2 separate regions of the Homo sapiens genome follow, and region 2 is linked to region 1. A link is an interaction called in ENCODE POLR2A ChIA-PET data of the cell type or tissue named here. Cell type or tissue: PC-9. All regions are shown on one strand. Links, peaks and the distances in the headings refer to the core of each region. The heading gives the core; the rest is flanking DNA.

Evidence for each region. ChIA-PET counts read pairs that join two places held together with the same protein. Peaks named below come from ENCODE experiments on the same cell type or tissue, not always from the same donor. Only the 100,000 strongest peaks of a DNase experiment are listed, where the experiment ranks them.
Region 2: POLR2A ChIA-PET joins it to region 1 with 8 read pairs; 2 of 35 experiments call an interaction of 5 or more read pairs at or near these places.

Annotation. Positions count from the first base shown.
Region 1 is chr9:105,256,268-105,272,452 of GRCh38, forward strand. All of the region lies in intron 1 of SLC44A1 (solute carrier family 44 member 1), which reads left to right. Among named protein-coding and RNA genes, the nearest start is that of SLC44A1, 20 kb to the left of the region's middle. In PC-9, for the core only: no CTCF peak of the experiment used is centred there; a DNase peak (open chromatin) is centred at 8,284; H3K27ac peaks cover 1,439 bases.
Region 2 is chr9:104,853,439-104,869,623 of GRCh38, forward strand. It overlaps ABCA1 (ATP binding cassette subfamily A member 1), which reads right to left. Exons shown (of 50, transcript NM_005502.4): 6 at 8,241-8,362; 7 at 5,084-5,260. Among named protein-coding and RNA genes, the nearest start is that of ABCA1, 67 kb to the right of the region's middle. RefSeq lists an enhancer at 15,745-15,834. In PC-9, for the core only: no CTCF peak of the experiment used is centred there; no DNase peak of the experiment used is centred there.

The DNA of each region.
Region 1 (16,185 bases), core at 5,851-9,850:
TCTCAAAGTGCTGGAATTACAGGCATGAGCCACCACACCCAGCCTGGTTTATATTCTTGTGGTAATTTTATTGTGAGACAGAGTATCATTTAAGAGTTAGATCCAGCTGCATATGACAGAAAACTGAAAGAAACTAGATAAACCAGATAAAAATGTATTTCTTACCCAAAGTAAGTCCAGAAGTAGTGTTTCAGGGCTAATATGAGACTCCTCGTTTATCAAAGACCCACTCTCCTTTTGGTTTCATTATGTAAGCATATGGCTTTCATTCTTAAGATTACAAAATGGCTGGAAACTCTTTTTTTTTTTTTTTGAGACAGGGTCTCTCTCTGTCACCCAGGTTGGAGTGCGGTGGTGAGATCTCAGCTCACTGCAGCATCAATCTCCTGGGCTCAAGCTATCCTCCTGGTTGAGCTTCCCAAGTAGCTGGGACTACAGGCATGCACTACCACGCCCAGCTAATTTTTGTATTATTTTTATTTTATTTTATTTTATTTTATTTTATTTTATTTTATTTTATTTTATTTTATTATTTTTTGAGATGGACTCTTGCTGTGTCACCCAGGCTGAAGTGCAGTGGCGTGATCTCAGCTCACTTTAACCTCCACCTCCCAGGTTCAAGCATTCTCCTGCCTCAGCCTCCTGAGTAGCTGGGATTACAGGTGCCCACCACGACAGAGGGCTAATTTTTGTATTTTAGTAGAGGTGGGATTTCACCATGTTGGTCAGGCTGCTCTCGAACTCCTGACCTCAGGTAATCCACCCGCCTTGGCCTCCCAAAGTGCTGGGATTACAGGTGTGAGCCACTGCGCCCGGCCTTTTTTTGTTTTTGTTTTTGTTTTCTTTGAGACGGAGTTTCGCTCTTGTTGCCCATACTGGAGTACAGTGGCATGATCTCAGCTCACTGCAACCTCCGCATCCCGGGTTCAAGCGAGTCTCCTGCCTCAGCCTCCCAAGTAGCTGCGATTACAAGCATGTGCCACCACGCCTGGCTAATTTTGTATTTCTGGTAGAGATGGGGTTTCACCATGTTGATCAGGCTGGTCTCAAACTCCTGACCTCAGATGGTCTGCCCGCCTTGGCCTCCCAAAGTGCCGAGATTACAGGCGTGAGCCACTGTGCCTGGCCTGTATTTTTTTGTAGAGACGAGGTCTTGTCTCCCTATGTTGCCCAGGCTGGCCTCAAATTCCTGGGCTCAAGGGATCCACCCATCTTGGCCTCCGAAGTGCTGGGATTACAGGCATGAGCTACCGTGCCTGGCTCCCAGATTGTAAACTGTGTCTAGAAAATGAGTGCAAAGAGAGAAACAAACATAAATAATTAGAGGCTAAATTGGGTGGCAAGGAGTTCAGGGGACGGGGAAACCAAGAGAGGAAAGAATAGTTGGGGAGTTGGCTTCCTGAAAATGATTCTCCAGCAAAAGATCTGGTCTGGAAGAATGGGGTTTAGAAAAAGTGAAGGGCAGACAGATTTTAGTAGAAAGCAGGGAGAGGAATTCCAGTGTAAAGAACAGTTGGTCAAAGGCAAGGAAGCAGACAATAACTTGCTGCTTGTCAGTATGGAAAGGAGACCTGACCAGAGTGGAGTGAAGAGATGTTATGTTGCATTTGGGGAAGGCATTCATATTTGAAGGGGAGGAAAATGGGCAGCCATGGAGGAGTTTTCAGAGTGGTTTAAGGAAGATTAATTTGACAGCATAACTGCACCTGAATGGGAGAAATAGAAGGCAGAGGCCGCCCAGGGAGCTGTTCAGTAACTCATACCAGTGTAAACAGGAAACAGAGAAGAGTTATTGTGGAGTCAAAATAAAATAGACCTTCCTGACTTAATCTGGATATGTGGGATGAAAGAGAAGGAAAGAACAGATGTTTTGAACGCCACATCATGGAAGAAGGGTATTATAATGGCTAGACATGTTAGTTGAGATGGGGACTAGTTTGTGGAGAGGGGAAGATGAATTCAATTTTGTATGGACTGACTGGAGGTGGTACTGATATTAATACCTCCAGGCGGTATTTTCCATAGGGAATTGAAGACCCAGAACTGGATTTCAGAAAATGCTTTAAGTCATGAGCATATAGAATATAGAGAACACCAGTCATTGCTGGGGATTTACTGTGTGGTAGCCTCTGGGCTAAGCGCTTTACATGCAGTTCTCATTTTATTCTCATAACTCTGAGGTGGGTCCCAGTTAGCCTCATTTTACAGAGGAGGAAACAGAAACTCAGAAAGGCTAGGTACCTTGACTAGGATCGCCCAAGTAGTGTAAAACTGGGAGTAGTTCCAAGCCTGTGCACTTCCTGCTGTATTTCCCTCTGCTGTTCCAAGGACTGCTATATTAAATGGTAGATTGAATGTACCTTAGATACCACTTTTTTGTCTCTTAATTTCAGAGGTTGTGTGTGCTGTTTGCTGTTTGTTGTTTTGTTTTGTTTTTTGGGATGGAGTTTTGCACTGTTGCCTAGGCTGGAGTGCAGCGGCGCAGTCTTGGCTCACTGCAACCCCTACCTCCCGGATTCAAGGGATTCTCATGCCTCAGCCTCCCAAGTAGCTGGGATTATAGGCGCCAACCACAACACCTGGCTAATTTTTGTTTTTGTTTTTGTTTTTTTTTTTTGGTAGAGAGGGGGTTTCACCATGTTGGCCAGGCTGGTCTCAAATTCCTGACCTCAGGTGATCCGCCCGCCTAGGCCTCCCAAAATGCTGGCATTACAGGTGTGAGCCACCACGCCTGTTTGTTCTCTCTTTAAAGTCTATGTGTAGGTTGGTTTTAAATCAGTGCACCTCAAACTATAGAGGCCAGGGTACGACAGTTTGGAGCAGAGTCTGAAAGTGGTGGTTATAAACTTCAGACTCTAAGTAAGGACCAATGGCTACTGTGCGTATCCTCCAGGGCCCTTCCATATTTTCTTCTAAGAACTAAGTCTGAACAAGTCTGTCATGACAGCAAGTTTACTACTTGTTACTGTAATTGTGTTCTTTCCCCATAATTCACCAATTCCTGAAAATACACTTTTAAATAAGTAATGGATATTTATATGTTTAGTCAGTCTTTGGAGATTCATGGCCTTCGAAAGGGTTAATATAATTGATGCTTGTGTTATTAATATTGAGTGCCAACAAGGCTCTGGAGAGCAGTAAGAGAGGAAAGGGTGAAGAAAATGGCCTCAATAAAGTTGACTCTGGAGCACAAATGATTAGTGTGCACATTAAGATCAAATTACGAAGGCAGAGATTCCTACCATCAGAGCAAGAGCTGGAATTTTTAAAATAATAAACTTCATTTTAAAAACTCAGCATATTTAAGAGAGTTTTATTCCTTGCTTGCTAAGCCTCAAAGTTTTTCCAAATCTATTTTGCATGTGGTTTTGTATTTTCATGACAATTCTGAAACCACAGGTGTTGGAAGACAATTCTAAAGATACCAAGTTTTAAGTATATTTTGACATATTTTGAAACTAGCCATAGTTTTAATCAAGAAAAACATTTTTCAGTGTACACTGCTGATAGAAGCAGATTTCAGTTATGAAAGTTTGGAAATAATACTTTAATAAGGCACTTCATTTTAAAACTGAAAGCAATTCTAGTTTGCTGCTAGTTTAAAAAGTTTATAGTTTAATGTGATCTGAGAAAGTAAACCAAGACCAAGTGGAAACACTTATTTATCTTGAGGTTGCAACAAGCAAATTGAGCTGGGAGACTTCTGGGTGAGGAAGGATCTGCTACTTAAATCAGGCTCTAAGATATGATAGATGGTGCTCTACATGCCATCACTTTGAAAGATTTAAATGTTTCTTATGTAAGAATATCTTAATCAGGATTTCTCCCAAGTATGTGCTTCCAAAGCACCAGGGCTACAAGGTGTTCTGCCAAAAAAAGGGTTCTGAGGTCAGAAAAGTTTGAGAGGTTCTTCTTGCTCACTTCATACCACCCCCTCACTGGCCTCCCAACCCCATTTGAAAAGTAATCATGCATATTAACATATTTAGGGTCATTGCCCTGCCTCCCAGGAAACCAGTTTAACTTTGCTTAACTGGCCTTTATTGGACTTATCTGTCCTTTAAAATTTTTTTCACTATATCTTGAACTGCTCTCCTACACAGCACACTTTGAGTAACACTGCTTGAAATACTGCTTCTCAATTTCATTCTCCCAAATGACAACAAAAGTGATTATGGTGAAACCAGAAGCAACAATAAGGTTGTTGGATCAGGTGACTCTTAACTAAGAATCACTCAGCTCTGAAACTGACTTTAAGTGCATCACAAACTTCATGTTCTTCTTTAAGATATTGGCAAAAGTAGATAAATTTCAAGTCACTCAAGTATATTATAACTTAAAACCCTTTCACGTGAATCATTGTTTCTCAGATTAGTGATTTGAGATCTCCAAGGGATATTAGGTAGGGTAAATGATTGACAAAAGAATCCTTCAAGTTTGAAACTTGATAATATGAACTGCTATGGGGTCAGCTGGGCCAACAGCAAGAAGGGGAGCTATGATCTGCACTGGAGGATTTTCTCCTTTCTTCAAGTCTGCTGCAGCAGAGGGGCAGTTACAGTTATCACTTAAACTCCAAATGACCATTCGGAGATGGAATGCTATCTTTGGTTGGAGAAAGAATTGAGGATAGGGATGATGGGCCAAGCAAATAATAGATCCTCAATAAATGTTTATTGAATACATATGGAACAGGGATGGAGTATTCAGAGACTAAACATTTAGTTTGTGGTGCTGATACTTGTCAAGATTATGGTTAAAACAAATACAACTTGCCAATGGAGAGAAATGGGAATGAACCTGAAAATTAAAACTAGCTGCCGTTCAAACTGTTTAATTCTGGTGGGCTTTTGAATTCTACCTTGCTAGCATGTGTTCCTAGGTTATAATGAAGTCTTGGTGTATACATTAATATTAACCAATCAGGAAAAAAGGCACATCATAAGCTAGAACCCTCTGGGCCTCATCAAAACCTCAGTATGACAGGTAATCAGCACTGGACGATAGATTTATTATATAAGAATGAGGGCCTTCTTTCCCTTCTGCCACACCGCCTTCCCCCATTTCCCTGCAACACACCTCTTGTTTCTGGCCCACAGAGCATAATGAAAGCTCTTCTGGCCCATTTTCTCAGTGCCTGCCTGGGAGTAGACTGGGTAAAGCTCCAGTCTTAAGTATTTTGTTCAGAGTGTGACCTGGAAGATGACAAGCAGCACTGCTTCTGCCCATTGCAGCAATGAGGAAACTCAGGACAAAGGGAAGATGCTGAAAAGTAAAATAAAAGAACCGAGAATATCGGTAGAATAAAAAGAGAATCCCAAGCTGGCTGCATGCTTTGGTTCTGTTCAATGTTCATGGGCTGGTGTGCTGTCAGGCTAAGTACTGGGCTCAACAAAGAATGAGACTTTTCCTTCTGTAAGTGTGCAGTCTGTTAAGGGAGATGCTACGGAGGGGTGTAGCTTTGTCAGTGTGCCAGAGCCCAGCTGAATCTGTGTTTCTCTCTCTCTCTTTTTTTTTTTTTTTTTTTTTTGAGAGGGAGTCTCACTTTGTCGCTCAGGCTGGAGTGCAATGGCACGATCTCGGCTCACTGCAGCCTCTGCCTCCCAGGTTCAAGTGATTCTCCTATCTCAGCCTCCCAAGTAGCTGAGACTACAGGCGCCCGCCACCATGCCCAGCTAATTTTATTTTTTTATTTTTAGTTGAGACGGGGTTTCACCATGTTGATCGGGTGGTCTCGAACTCCTGACCTCAGGTGATCCGCCTGCGTTGGCTTCCCAAAGTGCTGGGATTACAGGTGTGAGCCACCACGCCTGGCCCTGTGTTTCTTATATAGCTAAATATTAGTATAGTTTACAAGGTGTAAAACACTGATAATTCCTTGCTAGATTTTAAACTAATTTTCAAAACTAAAAACTAGAAATACAAAAGTGCCCTAAAGGAACATAGATGTTATTTTTGAAGTTTGGTTTGTGTTTGTGCTTCACTGGTAAGGATGAAGTTCAGTAAACTTTAGGATAAAGTTATTGTGTCTGTAGGCATGACAGCATTTTATTATACAGAGTGAAAAAAATACTGTCCTTGAGTAAGAAAATAACAAAGCTTCAGATGCCTGTATGCAAGTCACAATGGCTTTTGAGGCAGTCCCATAGAAAAGATTGTACCTATAATATGGGTAATATTTTAATTTTCATGTTGAAATGACCAGCTTTTAAGCTAATAAATGAGTTTTCTTCTTTGATAGAGCAGATTCTAGAAATTTTAAAGTAGAACACATCGAAAGTATTCTTCTGTCGTTGTTGACTAACCTATGGTGGCTCTTTTGTTGCTCTTATGTGTTTATGACTTAGTCATGTATCTCTGCCCTGTTACCCTGCCAGGAAATCCATGTGCTCTTGCCATAGTCCCAAAGTCTCATACCTAACTGGGCACAGTGACCTGTTTAGTGTTCCATGGCCATGGACTAACTACAGGGTCCAGAATGGATTCAGGGACACCCAAGTATTCAATTTGTTTCCTACCACTACATCAGACCACCTTTCCATTTATCTTCCAGCTTTCTCCCATTCAGACATACATTTTCTGTTTATGCTCTTTAAGTTTTTAAATCTCATTTGGTTCCAAAAATGTTTTAGGTAATTTTTAATAAAATGTAAATATATTTAAGACTTTTGAAATGAAAAGCCAAAAGCTGAAAGGAGGTGGAGGTGGGATAAAAGGAAAAAGAAGCACAAATGTACCGAGTGCCTGAGCTTCTTCACCTACCAGTGTTTCTAGTCCTATTTTAGAATGATACTGATTCAAAGGAAATTGTCACATGGAATCCTTTTACAGAATTACACAACTGTCAGGGGCTTAAGAGGTCTACCAAGGTAGCCATGAATTTTATGTCACATACTCTACGTGGATTTTGTTCAGTCTTTGTTTAAACACTTCCAGCAACAGATAACTTACTGCTTCCTGAGGCATTTGTTCTACATTCAGGCAGTTATTAGAAATTTCATTTTGCACTACCGAGCTCTGTGTCCATGTAACTTCATTGTTCTGATTCTGCACCCATTAGCCAAACAGAATAAAAAACCGAAATTGGCCTTTAGTGTGTGCCAAGGTATGTGTGTGTGTTTTAAAGTTAAACACCTTTAGTTTTTACAACCATGTCTGAATGTCAGACTTTCAGAAACTTTACTGTTCTGGGCCACTTCTTTACTTTACTTTTATGCTTTCATGATTAAATCTATGTAATTTTTATTTTTATCAGTTACACATGTGTGTATTTTTTTTTTTTTTTTGAGATGGAATTTCACTCTTGTTGCCCAGACTGGAGTGCAATGGCGCGATCTTGGCTCACTCAACGTCCACCTCCCGGGTTCAAGTGATTCTCCTGCCTCAGCCTCCCTAGTAGCTGGGATTACAGGCACCCGCCACCATGCCCAGCTAATTTTTTGTATTTTTAGTAGAGACAGGGTTTCACTATGTTGGCCAGGCTGGTCTTGAACTCCTGACCTCAGGTGATCCACCCGTCTCAGCCTCCCAAAGTGCTGGGATTACAGATGTGAGCCACTGCGCCCAGCTCATATGTTTGTATTTTAAAGAGTTAAGCATTTCTAGGGCTTGTTATTTTAAAAAGCTCCCCACCCTCCCCATTTTCTGCTGCCCTGAGACCACCACTTTTAAATCTTTAATTCTTTTGCTTTTCCCCCTATATATCTTTAATATGCTTATACTGCTACCTCCTCGCTTTTCAATTTTTGACATTAATTTTGGACTCCACTGTAGAAGATAAAGATTGAGCTGTCTTCCAACACCATCCTTTGCCCTACCCTGTGCACCTACTTCGGGTTGCCCTTATCCTTCTGCTGCAGATATATCATCATAACTTTGTTTGGATCAATGTTCAGTCTTTTTTGTTTGTTTGTTTGAGATGGAGTCTACTCTGTCACCCAGGCTGGAGTGCAGTGGTGTGATCATAGCTCACTGCAGCCTCAACCTCCCAGGCTCAAGTGATCCTCCCACCTCAGCCTCCTGAATAGCGGGGACCACAGATTTGCACCACCACGCCTAGCTGATTTTTAAAAATTATTTTGTAGAGATGAGTTCTCATTATGTTTCCCAGGAGGGTCTCAAACTCTGGGGCTCAAGTGATCCTCCTGCTTTGGCCTCCTGAAGTGCAGGGATTACAGGCGTGAGCCCTCGCACCCTGCCTAATGTTTAGTCTTCATCTTATGACTAAGTGGTTGCTCTTAACAGCCGAGTCATGTAGTATTTCATCATTTGTCACTCTTGGAGATCGTGGTTGTCTTGTTCTACTGTCTACCCAGCTTTCTATTAATATGCACTTATAACTAATTGGCTTATAAACTCTCACCTAGTTGTGTGACTCTCCTTTGAGTAAGCTCAGATACCTTAGATATTCTTTCAGTTTCAATTTCCTGAATAGATCTCTCCCATACCTCCAAACTGGGCTGGATACTCTTCAGGCCTGCTTTTTTACAAAGCTGTCAATTTAAGATCTCCCTTCACATCATACCTGGAATTTTTTTTTTTTTTTTGAGATGGAGTTTTACTCTTGTTGCCCAGGCTAGAGTGCAAAGGTGCGATCTCGGCTCACCACAACCTCTACCTCCTGGGTTCAAGTGATTCTCCTGCCTCAGCCTCCCGAGTAGCTGGGATTACAGGCATGCGCCACCACGCCTGGCTAATTTTGTATTTTTAGTAGAGACGGGGTTTCTCCATGTTGGTCAGGCTGGTCTCGAACTCCTGACCTCAGACAATCTGCCCACCTTGGCCTTCCAAAGTGCTGGGATTACAGGTGTGAGCCACCGTGCCAGGCCCATTCTTTCTTGTATTGGATTCCCAATTATCTGGATCCCATGTGCTTTTTTAGTTTATTTTTTAATTTACATACGGTACAATTCACTTTTTGTTCTACAGTTGTATGAACTTTGACAGACGCATGGCCTTATGGAGCCACCACCACCAGTAGCAAGATACAGAACAGTTCTCACTTCCAAAAATTCCCTTGAGCTGCCCCTTTGTCATCAGATCACTCCTCTACCCTTGGCAACCACTGATCTATTCCTGTAGTTTTGCTTTTTCCAGAATGTCATATAAATGGAATCATACAGTATTGTAAACCTTTTGAGTTTGGCTTCTTTTCTTCAGTGTAATGCATTTGAGATGCATCCATGCTATTGCATGCATCAATAGTTTGTTTTTATGGCTAAGTAGTATTCCATTATATGAATATATCATAGTTTATTCACCAGTTGAAGAACACGGGGTTGTTTCCAGTTTGGGATGATTATTAATAAAGCTCCTGTGAACACTTCTATGCAGTGTGAATGTTTTCATTTATCTTTGGTAACTATCTGGGAGTGGAATTGCTGGGTTGTATGGTAAGTGAATGTTTATAAGAATCTGCCAAACTGTTTTCCAAATGGGCTGTACCATTGTGCATTCCCATGAGCAACGTATAAGAAGAGTTCTAATTGTTCCATATCCTCGTGAGCACTTGGTATTGTCAGTTTATTTTTTAAATTGTTGGCATAGACGTTTAGTGATATCCCACTGTGGTTTTAATTTGCATTTTCCTAGTGACCAGAGATGTTGAACATCTTTTCATGTACTTATTTAACATCTGTATATCTTTCTTGGTGTTGTATCTTTCGAATTATTGCTCTCTCTCTCTCTTTCTCTGTGTGTGTGTGTTAAGAGACATGGTCTAACTCTGTCACCCAGGCTGGAGTGCAGTGGTGCAATCATAACTCACTGCAGCCTCAAACTCCTGGGCTCAAACAGTCTTCCTGTCCTAGCCTCTCAAGTAGCTAGGCCTATAGGTGTGTGCCACCGTACCTGGCTAATTTTTATTTATTTTTTATTTTTATGTAGAGACGGGGTCTCACTATGTGCCCAGGCTGGTCTCAAACTGCTGGCCTCAACCGATCCTCCTTTCTTGACCTCTCAAAGTGCTGAGATTACAAGTGTGAGCCACCATACTTGGCCTTCATTGCTTATTTAGCAGAGGGGTTTTGTGGTATAAGTGAGTTCGCTTCTCATCTTTTCCCACCACTGGCTCGGGAATGAATTATGCTTTTGATATCATAGCTAGGAACACTGCCTAGTTCAAGGTCACAAATATTTTCTCCTATGTTTTATTCTAAAATTTTCTAGTTTTACATTTTACACTTAGGTCTATTATCCATTTTGCCAATCTTTATATAAGGTTTGAGGTACAGGTTGAGTTGGTTTTTTGTGTGTGTGTATGAATATCCATTTATTTCAGTGCAATTTATTGACAAAGACTATGTTTTCCATTGAATTGCCTTTGTATCTTTCTCAAATATCAACCATATATGTGTGGATCTATTTCAGAACTTTCTGTTTGGTTTCATCCATTTGTTTGTCTGTCTTAATACTAGTACTGTATGGTCTTAATTATTGTGGCTTTATAGTATATATTGAAATCAGGTTATGTGAGTCCTTTAACTTTTTGCTTCCTTTTCGAAGTTATTTTGACTATTATAGTTCTTTTGCCTTCCCCTATACATTTTAGAATCAGCTTGTTAATATCTACAAAAAATTTTGCTGCGATTTTGATTTGGCTTGCATTGAAATGCATGGATCCATTAGGGAAGAATTAATTGTCAAATTAATACTGAGTCTTCCAATCTATGAATGTGATGTAGTTCTCCATTTATTTAAGCCTTCTTTGAGTTTTTTTTTCTCCCCATCAGTGTCTCTGTACTGGTGTTATTTTTCTTGGTTTATTCCCTTGATTTGGTAGACCACCTCCTTCAGTAGCTTACTGAGAAAGGCTCCATGAGGGAAGTTTGTTGACACCTGGCATGTTTTTATTTTTATGTCACATATGTAATAGTTGAGTGGATACAGAATTCTAGGTTGGAAATTATTTTTCCTCAGAATTTTAAATGAGTTGTTCCATTGCCTTCTGACTTCTAGGGTCGCTGTTGAAGTCTGCTATTCTGATTCTTGATTCTTCATATTAAACTTATTCTCTCTCAAACCTTTTAGGATCTTCCTTATAACCCAAGTTCTGACATTTTTCAGCGATGGGCCTTCTATCCATTATGCTGGATACAGTATGGGCTCTTTCAATCTGGAAATTTCTGGTTTGCAATTGGGAAAATTTTTTCTTAATTCTTTCTTGGATTTTTTTCCCCCCATTTCTTCCCCGTTTCTGAATTTTCTTACCATTTAAAAGTATTTTTGAACTCCTTGTCTTTTCTCCACAATGCAATAGATTTCCTTAATTTACCTTTCAGTATTTCTATTGTGTTTTTATTTCTGCTATGATTTCTAATTTCCTAGTGGGTGCTTTTGTTCTTTTCAGTATTCTTTTTTGTTTTTACATCATCTGTTATCTCTCTGTGTGTGTTTTAATTTCACTTCTCTCTGCAACTGCATCATCTTTTTCTTCCAAGTTATTTTTTCCTGTTTGTCATGGTAAAAGATTCCTTAACTGTCTGGTCATCCTTAGCTATCTAGTTATTATTAATATTTAGGAACGGGGCCCTAAAAGATTGTTTGAAAGCATTGTATTATTTGGGTATGGGATTGTTGGCTGTGGCATTTTCTGTAGAGTGGTCTGGCTCGCCTTTTTCTTCGGGAAACACTAAGTGTCAGTATCGTTTGGTCATTTCTCTTGGACTCATCAGATTTCCCCAAACAAGTCTCTTCTGGGCTCCTGGAAAGGATATTAATCTGGCTGCCAGAGTCCTGGGACTCAAGCAGGGAAAGAAGGTTGGGGTGGGTGTTGGTTTCAATATTCAGTGTATAAACTTCCACTTCATCCTTTTGTTTTCTGTGTGGTACCTGTGTGTGGTCCAACTCTTCTGGGTAGAAGAGGGGCAGTTGTCCAACTGCACAGAAGATCTGAATGCTCTCATGCAACCCAATGAATCCTTCATTTTTAGCCCCATTGTCATCTCCAGTTCCAGAGATATATTAAACCATGAATTCCTGAGTTTTGAGGGAGTTTTGTGGTGTAAGTGGGTTCACTTCCTATCTTTTCCCACCACTGGCTCGGGATTCAGCTTTTTCGAGTGTACTAGGTCAATTTATTCTCCCACCTGCTTCGTAGTTCCAAATGTTTTAAATCCCTCTATTATTTCAGTGGAGTTTTGGAAGGGAGCCGAATTCAGTGCATGTATTCAGTTAGTCAACATTTACTCTAAGTAGACTATCCAAATCTCTTTCATTGATCTGAGTTCTATTTTAACGATCTTCTTTTTTTTTTGAGACGGAGTTTCGCTCTTGTTGCCCAGGCTGGAATGCAGTGGCGCGATCTCTGCTCACTGCAACCTCCACCTCCTGGGTTCAAGCAATTCTGCCTCAGCCTCCCGAGCAGCTGGGATTACAGGCAAGCACCACCACGCCCAGCTAATTTTTTGTATTTAGTAGAGACAAGGTTTCACCAAGTTAATCAGGCTGGTCTCGAACTCCAACCTCAGGTGATCCGCCCGCCTTGGCCTCCAAAGTGCTGGGATTACAGGCGGGTGCCACCGTACCTGGCCAACAATTTTCTTAAAGTGGGGTATGCAAAAAGCAACTCACTAAAGTAGATATAGGTAGTCCTTTCTTCTGGATTCTTAATGTTGCCTTATGTTGAATTCGCTTTTTCAACAACTTCACTTACGTTACCTTGCCGTTCACCAAAAGCTCTTAAGAAAGCCAGCTTTCCCTTTTGTGCTCTTGTTTCTTGTAGAATTTTAAAAACATAAGTATGAAGTTGGAATTTTCCCCAAGAAATTTAAAGCTGTTGATTTTTGCCCAGCTTTATAGACTGTCATGAGCTTTTATTTTTATTATCCAGTGTATGTGCTCTTCCTTTCCCAGGTTTCTATTATCTGATTAATATTAATAAATTTATGTCTGCATATTAATTTAGGGAACACCTCCTAATTGTGGCATTCACTATAGGGTGGCCTGGCTGGCCTGTTTGCTTGAGAAACCCCTAATGGCAATATCTTTTGGCCTTGATATTATTTATCATTTTGTTTTTATTTTTAAACATTTCCTTTCAGATCCTCTCTTTAGACACTCTTTTTAACTGGTCACCTCTTTTCTCAAGACCATTCTGGCAGTTTCCTATACAGCTGACCTGTACTTTAGTCCATTTCCTCCCATGTTATCCCCTGAAATATTACTAGAGTTAGGATTAATAAATTTTAATAAAATTCAGGTATATCATGTATTTCCCAATCTCCATTCTTCTATCAAAAAAGGACAAGACTTTAGCCAGGAATGGCTTACTCAGGTGCATGTGTTGGCTCTTACTGGTCCCCTCTTTCTTGTGTAAGTGCCCACAAACCCTCCCTTTGATATTTTGTTGTACAGTTTTACTGAGAGTTGACATTATGCTCAATTGCTAAGTGGGTAGCATTCACTTTCTTCCCCCTTTTAAAACCAGGGATGCTGCCATGTTCCTCTCTGTGTTGTATTGCTGTGGTTTTCTACAGTTGCTTGAAGGTTACTGACAGCTGCCAGCAGTCTTCTTTGCACAAATCCTCTTGGTGTTTGTTCAGGCGTGTGACTTGTCTGGACCACCAGGGTGTGAACTCTAACTTGGGAGACAGGAGAGGCAGGTCTTAAACTCTCTCGTCTTAGTGTGCCACACTGGTAACATGTAGAAGACACTCAGTAAATGTTTCAGTAAGCTTGTTTATTTGAAACAGTTTACTCACCTACTAGAGCTTCAATGTTTATAGACCAATATTGAATCCCATCCCACTAAATTTTGGTTATACATGTAAGGTGCTTTCTTGTGTTAAAGTGTTAAAATTTATTGAAAAAAATATCTTTTCCCAGTACCTGCTAATGTCCCAAGCGTCGTGCTGGGCTTTGGAGAGATCACAACACATGACAGCTCTTACTGTCATGGAACTCAGTGATGTTTCGTGCATGATCATCCTCTCCACTTGTTTATTGACATTGGAGGTGGCATATGTGATGTCCCTTTTTCTAAAAAATTTTCTCCTAAGACTGTCTGTAGTCTTTCTTTACGTAATCATATCTGACATGGGTCAACTTTGTTGCTGCCACCCTAGCCCAACTCATGGTCGTCTTGTGCTTAGCTGCCTACAGTTCTTTCTCCACTCAATAGCCTGAGTGATCAAAAAGGTGATTCAGACTCCACATCCTCTCCCCTCCAGAGGCTTCCATCACACTTAAATATAATATCCAGACTTCTTCTCTACCTTACTCTGGCTCTGCCTCCCTCTTCACCTCCCCACTACCATCCTTCTCATTTATTATGTTCTGGCCAAGTTCATTGTTGTCAAACACCTCGAGATCCTTCGTCTTTCAGGGCCTTCCTTTTCTCTCTGGCTCTACCCTTAGATTTGCCAGACTTCCTCCCTCAGTTCTACACCTTGTACCCTAGCTGTCATTTTCTGTTTCTTTACTTGGCTGTATTTTTTTAAAAGCTGATCATCACCTGAAATCATTATCTATTTTTTGTATTGGCTTTCTCCCACCATAAGCACTGGGATTTTGTCAGGTCTGTTGACTGCTGTATCCCCAGTGTTAGAACAGTGCCTGGTCAATGTTTGTTGAATGAATGATGCAGTAATTGTATCAACTTACATTGTTTCTTTCTACCTCTCTATTTTTAGTTCAGAGCCCTTTGGATGAGACAGGCGTTTCTGAACAAAGGCATTCTTCCAGACTTAATTAGGTTCCCTCTTCTAGGGTTAAGTGCTTAATCTTTGCAGCATCTTAAAACGGTAAAAACTAAATTCTATTCTTTGATGCCATCTATGTAATCAGTGGTTAACTTTCACACGCTTCTTTCCTGTTGGAATAATAGATGAAAAGACCAAGCGTGGCTTTAAGTCCTTCTGTTTTATAATTCCTGGACACATTTCTCAAATTTCTGCTGCAGGTTTTCTTGTTATCCCATAATCTTGACAGGTTTTCTCTCACCTCTTGGATTCCTGCTGTCAGACCTTGTTAGGCTTGTTAATTTTCTGTATAGCATGGAATGATGGTTTTCTAGAAGGTTCTGACAAACCCTTACTCTCATTTATCTTATTGCTCCTCTGGTACAGAATCTTTCATTCCTCTCCTATGTTCCCTTGTATCTTTTTTTCCCCCTAAATTACCTCCCTTAATTCCAAGTGGGTGGAAGGAAAAGGAATGGAATTTGGTCTTAAAGGATGAATAATGACTTCGTTGGAATATCAGTAAAGGAACTCTAGTCTGCGGGAATGGTACGAGCAAACACATAGAAGTGTGAAATGTGTAATGTGTTTGGCAAAAGTGGTTTGGGATGGCTGGAGTGTGTGTTTATCTCTAGTGTGAAGTCTGGCCAGAAAGGTAGATTGTGATCTTTTTCTTTTTTTTCTTTCAGACAGAGTCTCACTCTGTCACCCAGGCTGGAGTGCAGTGGTGCAATCTCAGCACACGGCAACCTCCACCTCCCAGGTTCAAGTGATTCTCCTGCCTCAGCCTCCCAGGTAGCTGGGATTATAGACACCTGCCATCACGCCTGGCTAATTTTTGTAGTTTTAGTAGAGACGGGGTTTCGCTATGTTGGCCAGGCTGGTCTCAAACTCCTGACCTCAGGTGATCCTCCTGCCTCGACCTCCCAAAGTGCTGGGATTACAGGCGTGAGCCACTGCGCCTGGCCTGATTGTGATCTTAAATGCTAGTTCTAGGGTTATGGAAGTCTGTACTTTGGTCTCATAATATTTTTGTTTCTCTGGTGTAGAAATTATTTTGTTATGTTTTACATACTAGTTGAAAGCAAGAGTCTGTTTTTATTTTTTCCTCATCTTCAACAGTATCTAATAGAGTAGCTTGCACATAATAAGAGTTCAAAGTTGAGTTGAATTGAATTCTGATAAAATGGTTTAATTTTCCCAAGAAAATCTAGAAGCCTGGACTCTTTCTACTGAATTAATCAAAAGGAGAAAATACATAACTTTTTTAATTGTACACCTTATATGAGTCTGTACTGTAGATATTCATTTTTTTGTCTTCTTTATATCTCCTACCTCACTTTTCCTTTTTGTAATATGTAATCACCACAACAGGCAGTCTTGGGATCAAGGAGAGGGGCTTGGGAGATATTTAACTCCTCAGTATCTCCATCAAGTCCCCATTCTTTGATAGGACAGTTAATCTTTTCATAATCTTCAATGCAGTGCTATGCAGAGGCATGTTCTT
Region 2 (16,185 bases), core at 5,357-9,356, 400 kb before region 1:
ACGAGGACAGCTCTCACTCTGTAGACCCAGGACCTACAAAGAATTCCTCAAATTCCCAGACTCAGCCTTCAGCCTGGATCTCAATGCCCATCAGAATGAAAGCTCCAAGTGCATCACAACTGCCTTGTTGGTGGTCGAACTTCAGTGCCTAGAACAGTGCTGGTATAAAGCAGACATACAATAAACACTTGATGGATTTTTTTCGATGAATGTCTCATACCTAGTTCAGAGATGTTCTCCTCCCAAAGTCACCTCTGTTTGGTTTGTACATTAAAAACCCTAATAGGTGATGCTTATTATGCTTTAGAGTCACTTTCCAAATATGGGCAAGAAAAAGCAGAGAGCTGCAGAGGGGTCAACAAAAGCCAAAGGCACTGAGGGAACACTTCAAATATATGATAAACTATTCCTTCCAATCAAGAAAGCTACAGCAGACTGAATATCCCCTGCAAAGATGTCCACACCCTATTCCTGGAGTCTGTGAATATGCACATTTCATAGCAAATGCACTGTGTAGATGTAATTAAAGTTATGAACCTCAAAATAAGGAGATTATCCTGGATTATGTGAATGGGCCCAAACTAAACACCTGAGCCCTTAAAAGTAAAGAACTTTCTCTGACTGGAGACAGATGTGACAGGAGGCGTCAGAGGTTTAAAGTGTGAGAGATACTCAACCCACTTGTGGGAGAGGAGTCACATGAAAAGCATAAGAAGGAATGATGGCAACCTTTAGGAGCAAAAACCAGCCCCTGCTGACAGCCAGCAAGGAAATGGACTTCAGTCCTACAACTGCACGGGACTGAATTCATCTGATATCCTGGATGAGCTCCAAAGCAGATTCATCTTCAGAGCCCCCCCAAAAAAACACAGCCCCACAAACACCTTGATATCAGCCCTGTGAGCCTCTAAGAAGTAGACCTAGGTGAGCTCTACTGTATCCTGGCTTCTGGCCTTATGAAATAATAAATGTATGTGGTTATAAACTGCTAAGTATTTGGTGACTTGTTATAGTAGCAATAAAAAAAAAAAGTACAATCGGAAGCAAATCAATCTCTCGGGCCAAAATTTGCTGGTCCACTACTATGGCTCCTTCCTGCAGTCCAAAACAGATTGGAGGTTTCTGTGAGACAGGAAGGTGGCCCTCTCCTCGCTCTGGGAAAGGTACATGCTGCTTTAGGAAGGACCCAAGAGAAAGTTAAGAAAAGTTCACCTGCCCAGCACACTCTACAGCAAAATACACCTTGCTGAGCAGCAAGACAAAAGAAGCCCCTGCCAGGTGGCCCTGAGCTCCTCCTAGAAGTTGTTAACTCAACAGTACAAATACAATGAGCGCACTCCATAACAAGTCTCCCTCATGACTAAGTGCATTTATCCCACAGATAATATTTCATATATCCACCCACCTTTGTTCTCATCAAAAGGATATCTTTTGAGTTGAGTCCAGCTCCTAGAAAATACCTGACACATAATAAGAACTGAATAAATATTGCTCAATGCATGAGTAAGATTTTTAAGTAAAAAGCAGAGAACACCTAATGGAAACTGCTCTTAACCCCAGGGAACTTTAAAAACACAACAGCGTTCTGACATCCAGTATTAATTTTCACACAAGGTACGGACTGAGACATAAATAAGAATCTTTGGGTGAAAAGTCTTGACAATATCTGAGCAAGAATGCAGTTTTTCACTGAAATACTCACCAGGACCACTTCGCTTGGTATGAGTTCTAACACTGATCTACAGAAGAAAACTTCTATCTTTTTTTTCTTTTTCTGAGACAGAGTCTCACTCTGTCACGCTGGCTGGAATGCAGTGGAGTGATCTCAGCTCACTGCAACTTCCACCTCCTGGGTTCAAGCGATTCTTGTGCCTCAGCCTCTTCAGTAGCTGGGATTACAGGTGTGCGCCACCACGCCTGCCTGGCAAATATGTGTATTTTTAGTAGAGAGGGGATTTCACCACGTTGGCCAGGCTGGTCTTGAACTCCTGGCCTCAAGTGATTCATCCGCCTCGGCCCCCACAATATGCTGGGATTACAACAGATGTGAGCCACTGTGCCTGGCTGAAAACTTCTATCTTGACGCAATTGTTTTCAAGGACATAATTTCTACTACTCATGTCAATTAAATTATCAACTTCTATTTATTGAGCACCTATTGTGTGCCAGGCCCCACACCAGGCTCTTCATATGTGTAACCAATAATCACAACAAAGAGTCAAATATATTATGTGTATGTAGAAGAAGAGAAAACTGAGGCTTACAGGGACTAAATAATTTATCCGACATCAATGCTGGTAAAATATTCAAATGCAATATTCAAACCCAGACCCAGCTGACCCTCCCACACTGCCATACTTTCCCCATGTTGCCAAAACACTGCTTTCCAGAGCACCCAGATTCTGAAGGAGGCCCAGGAGAAACTCACAATACCCTTGGCTGGAAACAGGGAAACACTCACGCACACACAAAAGGAGAAATGTTTCAAAATATGTCTCTCGTGAAATTCCACTTTTGGTACAGAAGCACATATTGAAAGAAGAGTTTCTCTCCCCATCATGTTGGGCTTTGCATCTCCGGTTGCTGCTACTGCTGCACTTCTTGGCACAGTTAACTGCCCATGTGCAATGTCATCACATGTCACATCCATCTACCATCACAAATGTTGAAATTTCAACCAAGCAGCAATAGAAAAAGGCTGCTTAATGCAAATCAAGTATCAGTCCCAGCATTCCAATTAAGGCCCTGCTTAATTCAATAAGTAAGAGTCACATTTCAAAATGTTTGGAAGTCATTTCATCCTAAAGCCTTCCTCAGAAATCATCTTTACACAAAACAATCCTGATCACTCATTCTACTCTAACTCAAGAGCCCCATTTTGAAGAGAGGTCTCTTGGTAACAGCAGAGGGGCAGAAGCAGAACCTGAGTGCTCCACAAACCCGAGATATGCAGAAAGCACCTGGTAGTAGCCACCTTAATCAATACCTGGTCATAAACCAACGCATCCACAAGGCACAACCACAACACAGCAGGATGGGACACAGTGTAGCTGACGGTTCTGAAGGTGCATTTCCCTGCACTCTGTCACGCTGCTAATCCTCCCAGAGAGATACTGTCAGGTTGAAACCTGAGCTGTTAATTATCAGATGATGAGGGCTAAACAGTCATTCTACTATGAGTATAATTCAGGCATTGTGTGAGTGGAGGGATTTTACCGGGTTGTGTACACAATAGGTGTTTAATGAGTAAACAGAAGTGAAATGGAATGAATGGGCACAGCACCGGAACAAATTACAATGTCTTCTAAAAACACCCATCTTTTCCAAAATTTCAATCATTCCAGCTGAAAGGGTGAGCATTTGTCATGCAGTGAAGCAGCCCAAAACAGTCCAAGAAAATGGTTTTGTAACAAAGTTTTGTACCATTCATAATAACCTTTCACCCTCTATGATTCACAGCACAAAAAAGACCAACAGGCTGCAAATGTCTGCACAAGTCAGCTTCTCTAACTTTTTAGGCCAGTTACTTAGGGTTGCAAAGATCCCTGTAGAGAAATATACCTTACTTTAAAATTATAACATGGGACCAGGCACGGTGACTCATGCCTTTAATCCCAACACTTTGGGAGGCCGAGGTGGGCAGATCACTTGAGCTCAGGAGTTCGAGACCAGCTGGGCAACATAGTGAAACCCTATGTCTACTAAAAATACAAAAAATAGCTGGGCGTGGTGGCAGGTGCCTGTAGTCCCAGGTACTCGGAGGCTGAGGCATGAGAATCACTTAAGCCTGAGAGGCGGAGGTTGCAGTGAGTCGAGATCGCGCCACTGCACTCCAGCCTGGGCAACAGAGTGAGACAGATCTCAGCTCACTGCAGCCTCCACCTCCTAGGCTCAAGCGATCCTCCTGCCTCAGCCTCCCGAGTAGCTGGAATTACAGGTGCCCACCATCACGCCCGGCTATTTTTTGTATTTTTGTAGAGACAGGGTTTCACCATGTTGGCCAGGCTGGTCTCAAACTGCTGACCTCACGTGATCTGCCCGCCGTGGCATCCGAAAGTGGTGGGATTACAGGCGTGAGCCACCACACCTGGCCGATACAAAAACTTTTTGATGGTCAATCAAAGGTATGAATCCTGAAGTGTGTTTCTAAGGTCACATTCTAGGGTATGATCTGGGAACAGGGTCCAGAAACTGAGTATTCTTAATTCTCTGGGAGGACCAACTCTCTATAAAGAATTCGTGCTGCACAAAATCCAAGAGTATTACAATTTCATTTTATTATAATAAGGAACATCTCTTTCCAGATACATCCTTCCTCCAGGAATCTTTCCCTGGTTTTAAGAGAATCTATCTGGTGAGTAGAAAACCAGAATCCTGGATATTAAATGATGATGTTTGGGGTAGCGAGAGGAATTTCACCAGAGCTCTCAGAACACCTAGAGACATATTTGTTCTGGAACTATATAAAACACTCTGATGACCAAACTGCTCAGGCTCACCAGTATTTTTTGGTTAAGAATGAATGGGTATTCTCATAGAGTGCTTCTCTGAACTATTGATTCCTAGGCTGAAAAAACTTCGTCGGAATTTTTCTTTGCAATGTTATTACTAAGTAAGCTAAATAGTGTGGTCTCATCTAATTCCAGGGCCTTCCAACTGTGACAGCCCACAATGTCATCTTTATGATGGGTTTTTAAACATAAATAGATATCCATCTTCCCATCAATGGTTTCAAGACTTTTTTTTTTTAAATATGAAGAACTCTGTTTTCAAATGAGCTCTTGCTTAGTATTATAATAGTAAAAACATGAAAAAGCAGGTCTTCTCTGATTGAAACAAGCACAAAAAACTTTTGGCTTAAACTCAGCCACACCCAGCTTATTCTTCCCATTCACCCTTTGGGAGATGGCCCAAAAGTCTGAAAGAACACTAAGAACACTTAGAATACCACTGAACTAAATTATATCACAAACTCCCAGCCAGCCGTACTTTTCTACAAAACAAAGTCATGCTGTCCAAGGAAAAGCCTCACATTCCGAAAGCATTAGTGCTTGAAGTTTCTCCAGTGAGCAAGTCTACTCACCAGGATTGGCTTCAGGATGTCCATGTTGGAACGAAGTACTCGCTCTGCTGCAGCCAGTTTCTCCCTTGGTAGGCCACAAAGCTCAGAAACTTCTTGGTCACCAAGTTGAATCATCTCTTCTGATTTTGATCCATTGCACAGACTTGTCAAATGTAACTGGTAGCCTTGCAAAAATACCTGGAAGCATTTCATGCAAAGAGAGACAAGCACAAGAGGATTATGAAGATTGGAAGCTGGGTCCTTGAAGTCTTTTGGAGAACTTCATATCAATACAGCTTTGAAGATCTTAAAACAGGTTCCATTGCAACAGTCCAATGCATCAGGTCTCTTTACTGAAACTCAGAATGTATCAAAGCACAAGGCACAATGACAGGACACTTAAAACCTGCAAGTTGCATTAACTCAGTATCTCCCACACTCTTGTCCCTCTTGCAAAGAAAAATCCAGAGTCCAACTCGTTTTCTTAAGAGTGGGACACATGATTTGGCAAACAGGAATCCAGAGTCTGAATTCCTGGAACCACTTTTATTAGATGAACAACATCCTCACTATTTTGCAATTTATGTTGTCTTTAAGTAGGACTGGGCTGAAATATGGGGAGAAAGCATTTATGCTATTTATCTGTAAGTGTAGATATTTAACTAAGACACAGAACTATGTTCTAACAATTTCAGAATTTGGAATTCTCCATTTTACTTGCCCTAGAGCAGAGTGCCAGAAAGCCAGGCCTCTTATCTCATTGATAGGCCAATTCTAAATCATTCTTATCTTTTCTTTATACCAAACCCACTAGAGAGCCTCTTCTTGGTCATATTTTACTTAATTGCCTTTCTGGACCTAAACTATTCTACTTCATACGTGGTCCAGTGGACCACAAGCTTTGAAAGAAGAGCCTGTTTATCCTGCTCACTTTGCATCCACAGTGCTGAAACATTATAGCCAGTATTTGTTGAAGGAATGAACAATGCAGACTCTTTATTACACCATTACTAACTGCCCTGTTTAAATTGGGGCAGGCTGATGTGCTTGTAGAACAACCTAAGGTGAGTGATGGACCAAAAGCCTCTCAAAACCCATGCAGCTTTTGAAATACTGCAGAACATTTGGCCTACCATGATTCCCATTAAGTTTTTGCTGACTGCCAGAGATACTCAAGCACACTTCAGTTCTACTCATTTCTTTAACTGGTCCTTGCTGCTAGGCTGTCAGCCTACAGTTAGTGTCTATGTTTAAGAATACTGACAACAGGCCGGGTGCAGTGGGTCATGTCTGTAATTCCAACACTTTGGGAGGCCAAGGCAGACGGATCACCTGAGGTCAGGAGTTCAAGACCAGTCTGGCCAACCAACATGGTGAAACCCCGTCTCTACTAAAAATACAACAATTAGCCAGGTGTGGTGGTGCATGCCTGTAATCCCAGCTACTCAGGAGGCTGAAGCAGAGAATCACTTGAACCTGGGAGGCAGAGGTTGTAGTGAGCTGAGATCACGCCACTGCACTCCAGCCTGGGTGACAGAGCGAGACTCCAACTCAAAAAAAAAAAAAAAAAAAGAATACTGACAACGGAGGGCCTTTGTTGATGTCATCTTCTGCCTCTGCCCAATCATGCTTTGTTCCCTTTCCTTTCCTTACACAAGTATTGATCCCAAGAATTTTTCAATAAATGTCTTGTATGCTCAAAAAAAAGAATACTGAAAATACAGAAACTCCAAGGACCATCCAAGGACCATCTCCATGCTTAGGATGCCCCTTATTTTAAACTGATTAGATGTGACAGATATGAAATTGGCAGGGGGCAATGGAAATTATGCTAAATGCAACTACTTTCAAAAGCCTGATGCCTTTGGCCCATCTCCTAACCACACAATTGGTAAACACAAGGCATATTTTCCTAGTTTCAGAAGGGCACGCAGTAAGCACATTTTTCTAATTTTAAAAATTCTAGATCATGTGAAGCAAAAAGCTTATTTTCAAGAATAAACATTTCCACTACTTCTGCTTCTTGTAAAGACAAGCTAGTATGCAGACACGAGATAGGGGAGGAAGCAGTTCCCCTTTCTGCCAGAGAATAAGCTCAAAAAGTGTCTCTGAAAAATCAATAACCATGCAAGCTGGGTCTGGTGCTACCCACTGCACAAGAGCTGTCTAATAATGATGCCAGAGGAAGTTTTCTATGATTCTAAAGTTAAAATTCAACATAAACACTAATATTATTTCCTGATTTTATAAAATTCTTTTTTTTTTTTTTTTTTTGAGATGGAGTCTCACTCTGTCAGCCAGGCTGGAGTGCAATGGCGTGATATTGGCTCACTGCAACCTCCGCCTCCCAGGTTCAAACGATTCTCCTGTCTCAGCCTCACGAGTAGCTGGGACTACAGGAGCATGCCACCACGCTGAGCTAATTTTCATATTTTTAGTAGAGACAGGCTTTGCCATGTTGGCCAGGATGGTCTCGAACTCCTGACCTCAAGTGATTTTCCCGCCTTGGCCTCCCAAAGTGCTGGGATTATAGACGTGGGATTACAGACCTTTGAAGTGATCTCGTCCATCCCACCTGAGCTTTGTGACACTAGTCCGTTCATTTCTGTTTCCCCAGTGCCATCTCACAGAGCTAAAATTGGAGAGATTTAAAGCCTTATTCCCACAAGCTGCAGGGACTGATCTCCTATTTAATGCAAAGCAAGCAACAGTTCTCAACTCAGTGCCACTGCGTCCAGCCCTTATTTTATAAAATTCTTAAAAGTCTCCAAATACACCCTTGTCTAAAGTCTCCTGTCCTCAATTTTTTAGACAGAGCTCCTCCAGATCAATAACCCTTAACCACGGTTATTGCCTCAGAACTGTGAATATTTTTTAAGTTTAACTCAACTTAAAATGTATCCCTTGTAGGAGGAAATCATCACAAATGCCAAGTGATAAGCCAGAAATCAATTTTATTTTAACCAGCTGGCCCATGACGCCAGGTTGCATATTCCACTCCTGGATGGTTTGGCAATTCCTGCCTGAATAGGGAAGTAAAATTAAGTGAAGTTGTATTCAAACTACCTCCCTCCCCTTCACCACCATTACAAGGACAAGGGTTTATTCATTTCTTTCCAGTAGCTGCACAACGTAATTGCCATCAGCCCTACTGAGGAAGCTGGAGGCATCAGCTTACCTTGTGGAGAATGACATCAGCCCTCAGCATCTTGTCCACAGTAGACTTTGGGAGAGAGAGGTTGTGATACAGGAACCCAGAGAAGGTTTCATTGTCCACCAGGAAATCTTGAAGCTTCAAGTCTATTGAGAAATAGTGTTTTATTTTTATTTAGTAAGTAACTCAAAAAAAAAAAAAAAGTGGGCACAATGGGACAGTGGAGAAACGTTATCATAATATTGATGATCAACAGTTGCCTGGCTAAACACACACAGGAATGAGATAGGGGAGCATCGCCATATCAGGAGAGGCATGAAAATATTGCTTTCTGGTAACATGTTGAGCCACACTCAGCATGTGCTCCTCAACTCAAACAGTGTGATGGTGCTGTTACACACACACACACACACACACACACATACACACACACACAGCCTTTCCTTTTCTTTTTTTTTTTTTATTTTGAGACGGAGTCTCACCCTGTCACCTAGGTTGGAGTGCAATGGTGGAATCTCAGCTCACTGCAACCCCCGCCTCCCGGGTTCAAGAGATTCTCCTGCCTCAGCCTCCCGAGTAGCTGGGATTACAGGTATGCATCACCATGACTGGCAAATTTTTTTTTTTTTATCTTTAGTACAGACAGGGTTTCACCATGATAGGCAGGCTGGTCTCAAACTCCTGACCTTGTGATCCAACCTGCCTTGGCCTCCCAAAGTGCTGACAGTACAGGCGTGAGCCACCATGCCCGGTCTTTCTCTTCTAAATGATCTCACCCACCCCACCTGAGCTTTGTGGCACTAGTCCGTTCATTCCTGTCTCCCCACTGCCTTTTCACAGAGCTAAAATTGGAGAGATTTAAAGCTTTATTCCCACAAGCTGCAGAGACTAATCTCCTGTTTAATGCAAAACAAGCAATGGTTCTCAAACTTAAGTATGCATCAGAATCACCTGGAGAGCTTGTTAAAATGCAGACTGCCGGGCCGGGCCGGGCCGGGCCGGGCCGGGCCGGGCCGGGCCGGGCCGGGCCGGGCCGGGCCGGGCCGGCCCCCACCCCCACCCCCACCCCCACCCCCACCCCCACCCCCACCCCCACCCCCAGAGTTTCTGATACAGCGGCCCTGGGATGCGACTGGAGAATCACTTACAGGTGATGCTGATGCTGCTGACCTGGGGACCATGTTTTGACAAACACTGGCAGAGTGCATTACGCATATCAAAGTGCCTTCACAGACATGGTCTCATTTTCATTCCAAACATAAAACATGTGATACAAAGCTCCAAAACCCAGGTCTGCCAGGCTTTAGGAAAACACATTAACATATATTTAAACCATCAGCCCTATTAAATGATTTGATTGCTAAAGGATTTCATACGGAATCTCCCTAAATAATAGGCCCTCTGAGTACAGTTAGAAAAGGCTTCAATCCAGTGCAACAAAACAGAAAAAGCAGCACTAAGAATCCAGAATTTTAGTTTCTAGAGTTGGAGGCTGTGTCTGGTGGCGTCCCTGCGTACCTCATGTCATCTTTCTGAACCTCAATTTCTTGATCTCCAAAATGAGAGGTTTCTGACCAGATGCTTGGTAGGAGCCCTATGACTCCGAAACAGTATAGTTTTCCCTGACTCATCTCATTTGGCTGTCTACCTCTTCTCCTTCCAACCCACTCTCCTAACAGCCTAACTTCTTTGTAATAAAGATAAAACCAGCTCATCAGGACCACATGAACTGAGCCCACATGGCCAGGCACTAAGCAACCTCTAGAGGGCAAACTTTGCAAACTGAAATCATTTACCAGAAGAGAAACAGGTTTGATCTGAAAATGGGGCTACAGTGTGAGGCTTAATGAGGACAGGAGTTAATCCGCGGAGCTAAGAGGGTCACATGCAGAGATAAAGTAACAGGAGGGCCTGACAGCCCAGCCAGTCTCTCATAAATGCTGTATGATCCAGGTGTATTCTGCTTTAGGCAAACTTCAGTAATATTGAGTTATATAGACAGAATAAATTGAGCAAGATTTACATCGCTAGAGAAATGATTCACTGCTACCCCTCTATGGCTAGCTCCTAGTTATTCCTCATGACAGCCAGTAGCTGTTCTTAGGCCCAGTTAGTGTCCCTCAGAATCAGTGCTCCTGCAAACTGCTACCTACCTGATGCTTCCCATCACATGTGACTCTACACTGTTAGCATTAGGCTCTCTACTGCAGTTGTCAAACCTCAGAGCACCTAAGCTTCATTTAGGGAGCATGCGAAAATGCAGTTTCTTGGGCCCAGTCCCCAGAGATTCTGAAATAGTGGGTCTAGAGTGCAGAGCCTACAAATCTACATTTGAATAAGCATCCCTTACACTTTTAATGTTGGGGGAGGGAGGTGTGGAACCACAGTTTAAGGAACATTGTTTTACTTGCATGTTGTCTCTACCAGACTATGCCTATAGGATAGGGAATATGCGTTCTTAGTACCACCAATGCCCAGATCAGGCCTGGCACAGAATTACTGCCCAGTGAAGGGTAGCTGAATACTAAACACTAGGAGATGGGATTAGGGCTGACAAGGTTCCAAAAGTATCTGAGTACCATCATAGGAGATTTCCTTTTAGCTGGCCAGGTCCAGGAAGAGCCCAGGGATGTCAGGACCATCCCCAGGCCACACCCCAGGAGTGAACAGGACTTCTAACCACTGGAACTGCCTTCCCAGGAACAGAAAGCGACATCCGGGGTCACTTTCTGTTCTTGGGAGAAACAGGAAGGAAGGTGTAAGCTGGTGTCTTCAGTTGAGGACTGGTGTGAAAAGGTAGACATTAATCACTGTACAACCATGGAAAAAGCACCACCCTGGGAGTCAGAAACCTGGGTTCTAAATCCATTTATTTGTCGAGTCATTTCATGTAGTTGTGCCTCCACTGCCTTATCTATAAAATGAAGGGTCAAAAAAGGCCTCTGTGAAACCTCAACAGAAACAGAATACACGTATTAGCTAACCCTCACTGACTAGGTGGGCCATAGCTTCCTCCTGAGCAGAGCCAGAGCAATACATCATATTGCACCAGGGAACTTCAAAACAGCTCCCTCCTTCCCAAGCAGGGTGGCAGAAGTGTGGGAGGGCGACCCAGGCCACCCCTGCAATGGGCCTAGGTCATCCTGCAACACTCTCCAGACCAGTGAGTGTGCTCAGCATGTTTATAAGACTTCTGTTATGTTAACAGGCTCTGAAGATGAGAACATCTGGATGTGATCAAGCTCCAGCCTCCTATCAGTGAATCCCCCGGATGAGACATAAGAACCCAGAGACTGATTAAACAGTCAACAACCCTTGGCTGTGCACGTGCATGGTGTGGTAGGTTCGCTGGGTTGGGAAGCAGCAGGGAGGGCCAAAGATCCTCCACTACAAAGAACTTGCAGCCTGATCACGTGGATATCCACCCATGTAGGCTTAGACTCACACACTAGCACCAACCTGTGTGAAAACAGGAAGGCAACATGGTGTAGTATACTGGTTCTCAAACATGACTGCCCGTTAGACTCAGCTGGGGGCTTCACAAAAATCCCAAAGCCCAGGCCACACCATGGAGCAACTAATGAGAACTGCTAGGGTAAGACCCAGGCATCAGAATTTAATAAAACCTGGCTGGGTGAGGTGGGCAGATCACTTGAGGTCAGGAGTTTGAGATCAGCCTGGTGAAACCCAGTCTCTACTAAACATATCAAAATTAGCTGAGTGTGGTGGTGGGTGCCTGTAATCCCAGCTACTTGGGAGGCTGAAGCAGGAGGATCACTTGAACGTGGGAGGCAGTGGTTGCACTGAGCAGAGATGGCACCATTGCACTCCAGCCTGGGTGACAGAGCGAGACTCTGTCTCAAAAAAAAAAAAAAAAAGAATTTAATAAAATTTTTCAGGTGATTGCAGCCAAGTCTGAGAAACAATGATGTGGGGGAAACATCAGGGTTTGGGACCAGAAAAACCTAAATTTGATACTGCACTCTCCTGTGAAATAGCTGTGTGACTGTGAGAAAGTGACTTTACCTCCCTGAGCACAAATTTTCTTACCAATTAAGTGAAGGTAATAGTATCCACATTTCAAAGATATGAAGATCAGAGATACTCATCATGGTAGGTGCTCAATATATGGTAATAATTTGTGATTATCAAAAAGATTTTTTCACTCAACTTTACCAATGTACAACAATGCCATTTATAGAAAAGATGGGGACACAGTCCCTGCCTTCGAGGAACTTTCAAGGCTGAAAGGGGAGATAAAGAGGCAAATCAATTCAAGAAGGCAGAAGGAAGGATAAGCAAGCCAAAAGGAGACAGTAAATGGAAGCACTGGCCCAAGATGAGGTTTATCTGTAAGTGCTTCATGGCGAGCAACCAGACTGGAGCCAAGTTCTGGAAAAGGACAGAGTCAAAAATCCCTAGAAGTGGCTGGAGAGGAAGGGGTAAGACCTCTCATGATGACAACGACCAGGACATTTTGTGGTCATAATGCTATGCACATAGTAGATTCTCAACAAATGAATGAACAAGCAGATAATTAGAGAAGAGATTTCTCAAAACCTCAGATCTGGGTAGTAGGAAGGGGAGAAAAAAGGAGGGGGTGAGGACAGAGTACAGTGGCTTTGTATCTGCTGGTCTCAGTCTTCTCCCCTATGTTGCTGGCAGGAAAATGGGTGGAAAGCCAAGAATATTAAGAAAGCCAGATGTCTGAAACATACCTTCTCCTCTTACCCCATCCTCATGACATGGCCCATGAGTCACCTCCTCCAGGAAGCCTGCCCTGGCCTTCCCATCCTCAAGCTGGGTTAGGTGGCCAGCCCTTTTTTGTGACTTTTTTTTTTTTTAATACAGAGTTTCACCCTTTCACCCAGGCTGGAGTGAAGTGGCCCGCTCTTGGCTCATTGCAACCTCCAAAGCCCCAGGTTCAAGCAATTCTCCTGCCTCAGCCTCCCGAGTTGTTGGGATTACAGGCACCCGCCATCACGCCCAGCTATTATTCCTTTTTGTATTTTTAGTAGAGTTGGGGTTTCATCATGTTGGCCAGGCTGGTCTTGAACTCCTGACCTCAGGTGATCCACTCGCCTTGGCCTCCCAAAGTGCTAGGATTAGAGGCATGAGCCACCGCGCCCGGCGTTTTGTGACTCTTTTGTGCCCAACATCCTATGTTTTCCACTAGTACCACACAGATCAAGCTGCAGTCACCCATGTAAATATCCTGCTCCCAGAAGAATAGAAATTCCTTGAGGGCCAGGGTTTTTAATTCCAAAGCCAGCAGTGCCTGGCACAGAGGAGGCACTCAGTAAATTGGATGAATGAATGAATAGATGGATGGATGAACTAATGAATGAATGAATACAAATGAGTGAATAAATTAATGACCTGATGTGATTTGGGGAATTGCCGATTGCAGAGAAGAAAATTCACCTTGCAGTGAGTTAGGGAAAAGATGAAGCAGGACATGAACTTGAAACAAACCAAGTAAAGAGGACACAAGAGTTCTGCTAAACCCACTCAGCCACGTCAGCCCAGATCAAGAGGAGAGTCAGGTGAGTGGCAGCTAGAAGCAGAGTGGGGAACAGGAGAGAGGAAGGCTGAGTTGATTAAATGATAAAATGGAGATGACAATGGCATCCACCTCATTGGACTGAGCTAGGTGTTAAATGAGCAAATGTACCTGCAGACCTAGTATAATGCCGGGCACTGAGTAAGGTGCCCGGTAAAGGATGGCTAATATCATCATCATTTTCAGGAATGACTGATCTGAACAGATTCATGGCTAATTTAACCTTAAAGCATATTCAGAATAGACAAGACACAGAAGTGGCTTTGGCGGCTAAGTTGAGATGTTGAATTTGTGATCTAAGGTATGCACATGTGTGTATGTGTGTGCATATGTATGTGTGTATTATAATACATATTAGCCTGGCTGAGTTCCTAAGACAGAATTATTGAGTTCTTTCTGCTGATACTATCTATAAGGTAAAGGAAAGGTTGAAGCTGACTGATTTGTCTACTCATAACTTTATGAAAGAATAAATAAATCTAGTATTTTACAGGGAATCACCAGGAATGATCATATCCACCAGTCACTGCAAGGATGGATATAGGTGGAAGATGACCTGGACGAAAGACCAATCATTCCACACAAGACAGGGAATACTTCCTGAACAGGAGAGTCATTTAGCCACTTAACTTTGGCCAATGAGTTAATGCGGACCTGGATTTTATAATCAGTAAAATGTGTGGGTTGGAGAAGATGATCTCTGAGGTCTTCTTACCTGACACTGAAAGGAACACAGGGCAAAACAAAATCAGCACTGGATACAGCATCACAGGGTCTGAATTCAAGAGTCAGCTCTGCCATTTCCTGACTGTGTAATCATGAAGCTATACTTTCCCCCCTATTTAAATCTCCCTAAGCCTCAGTTTCCTTGGATATAAAATGGGGCTAATACAGCACTTTGGGAGGCCAAGACGGGTGGATCAACTGAGGTCGGAAGTTCGAGACCAGCCTGACCAACATGAAGAAACCCCGTCTCTACTAAAAATACAAAATTAGCCGGGTGTGGTGGCGCATGCCTGTAATCCCAGCTACTCAGGAAGCTGAGGCAGGAGAATTGCTTGGAGGCAGAGGTTGCAGTGAGCCGAGATCACGCCATTGCAATCCAGCCTGGGCAACAAGAGCGACACTCTGTCTCAAAAAACAAACAAACAAAAAAAACGGGGCTAATAACATTCACAGGTTGTTGTGCAAACCAAAGATCAAGAACGTGAACGTGCTGTTTCAGGGGAAAAAGCTGACTTGCTCCAAGTGTTCGCTCGGGTAACTGGAAGGTATGACCTCTGTCACAGGATGCGGAGCTGGGCTACTGCTGCCAGCAGAAGAGAAAGTCACTATCCAGCAGAAGGTCAAGAGGGCTCTCCCACCACAGTCTCTTCAATACAGACCAAAATACTTGACCTGCTGAGCTCAGCCTCCTTGGTTTTGCCTGGAGGAGCAAACAGTGACCTACCAATTAGCCAAGAGCTTCTGTAAAGTGGGGCAAAGGAAAGGAAAAAGAACAAAAAACAGGTGACATGTGTGTTTGTGGGCTGGAAGAAACGAAGCAGAACCCTCAGCTTCTTGCCACACATCCAGGCCTCTGGGACCAAGCCGGGGAACCAGCTGGGACCTCTGGGACCCAGGTCCAGGCCTCTGGGACCAAGCTGAGGAACACATTTGCACGTGCAGGCGGAGGGGTATGACGCGGGGTGGGGGCGAGGTCCTGCTTTCCAGGCCATTCAGTGTTCCTTCAGTTCTCTGAGCATAGAGGACAAGGAAGGTGGGAGGAGGGAGGAGAGGGAAGAGAGGGGTGAAGGAGCTTGGGGGAGGCTGGGAAAGAAGGAGGAAAGGAGAGGAGGGAGAGCAGCTCAGGAAGGCGGAGGAGGAAAGCCCTTTGCTGAGCTGAGCTGAGCCAGACGGGGTTACTCTCGGTCAGTGCCCTCCAGTCCCCAGCTCAGGTTTCAAGATCTGTCTTCTCTTTTGCTCAACATGAAAAGGAACCAGAGCAATCAGCTGCTTTAGAAGTGGGTGGAGGAGGCAAATGAAAAAAAAGGAGAAGTAGGGAAAATCACATCAGCATCCCAGGCCCAGATGGTCTTCTTCAATGGACCCCTGGGGTGGGGGTGGGGTGGGGCCTCCCAGCCTGCTAGGAGCTGTCAACTGAGCAGGGCCTGGGAGCGGGAGACAAATTCTAACTCGTGGTTTTAATCAGCCTGAGCTTGTCCAGCCTTACAAATAAGACCTTGAAATACTTCTCTGTTATACAAGGGCTGGTAACAAATACACTCCAGTGTCTTTATGGTATTTTTTTGGTGTTTTGTTTTCCTGATGCTCTGCTGTCTTCTTGAAGAATAGACGATGCCTGCTTCACCAATAGCTGAGCACTCTCTGGGAAGACCTGGTTGTTGGGTGCTGAGGAGAAGGGGT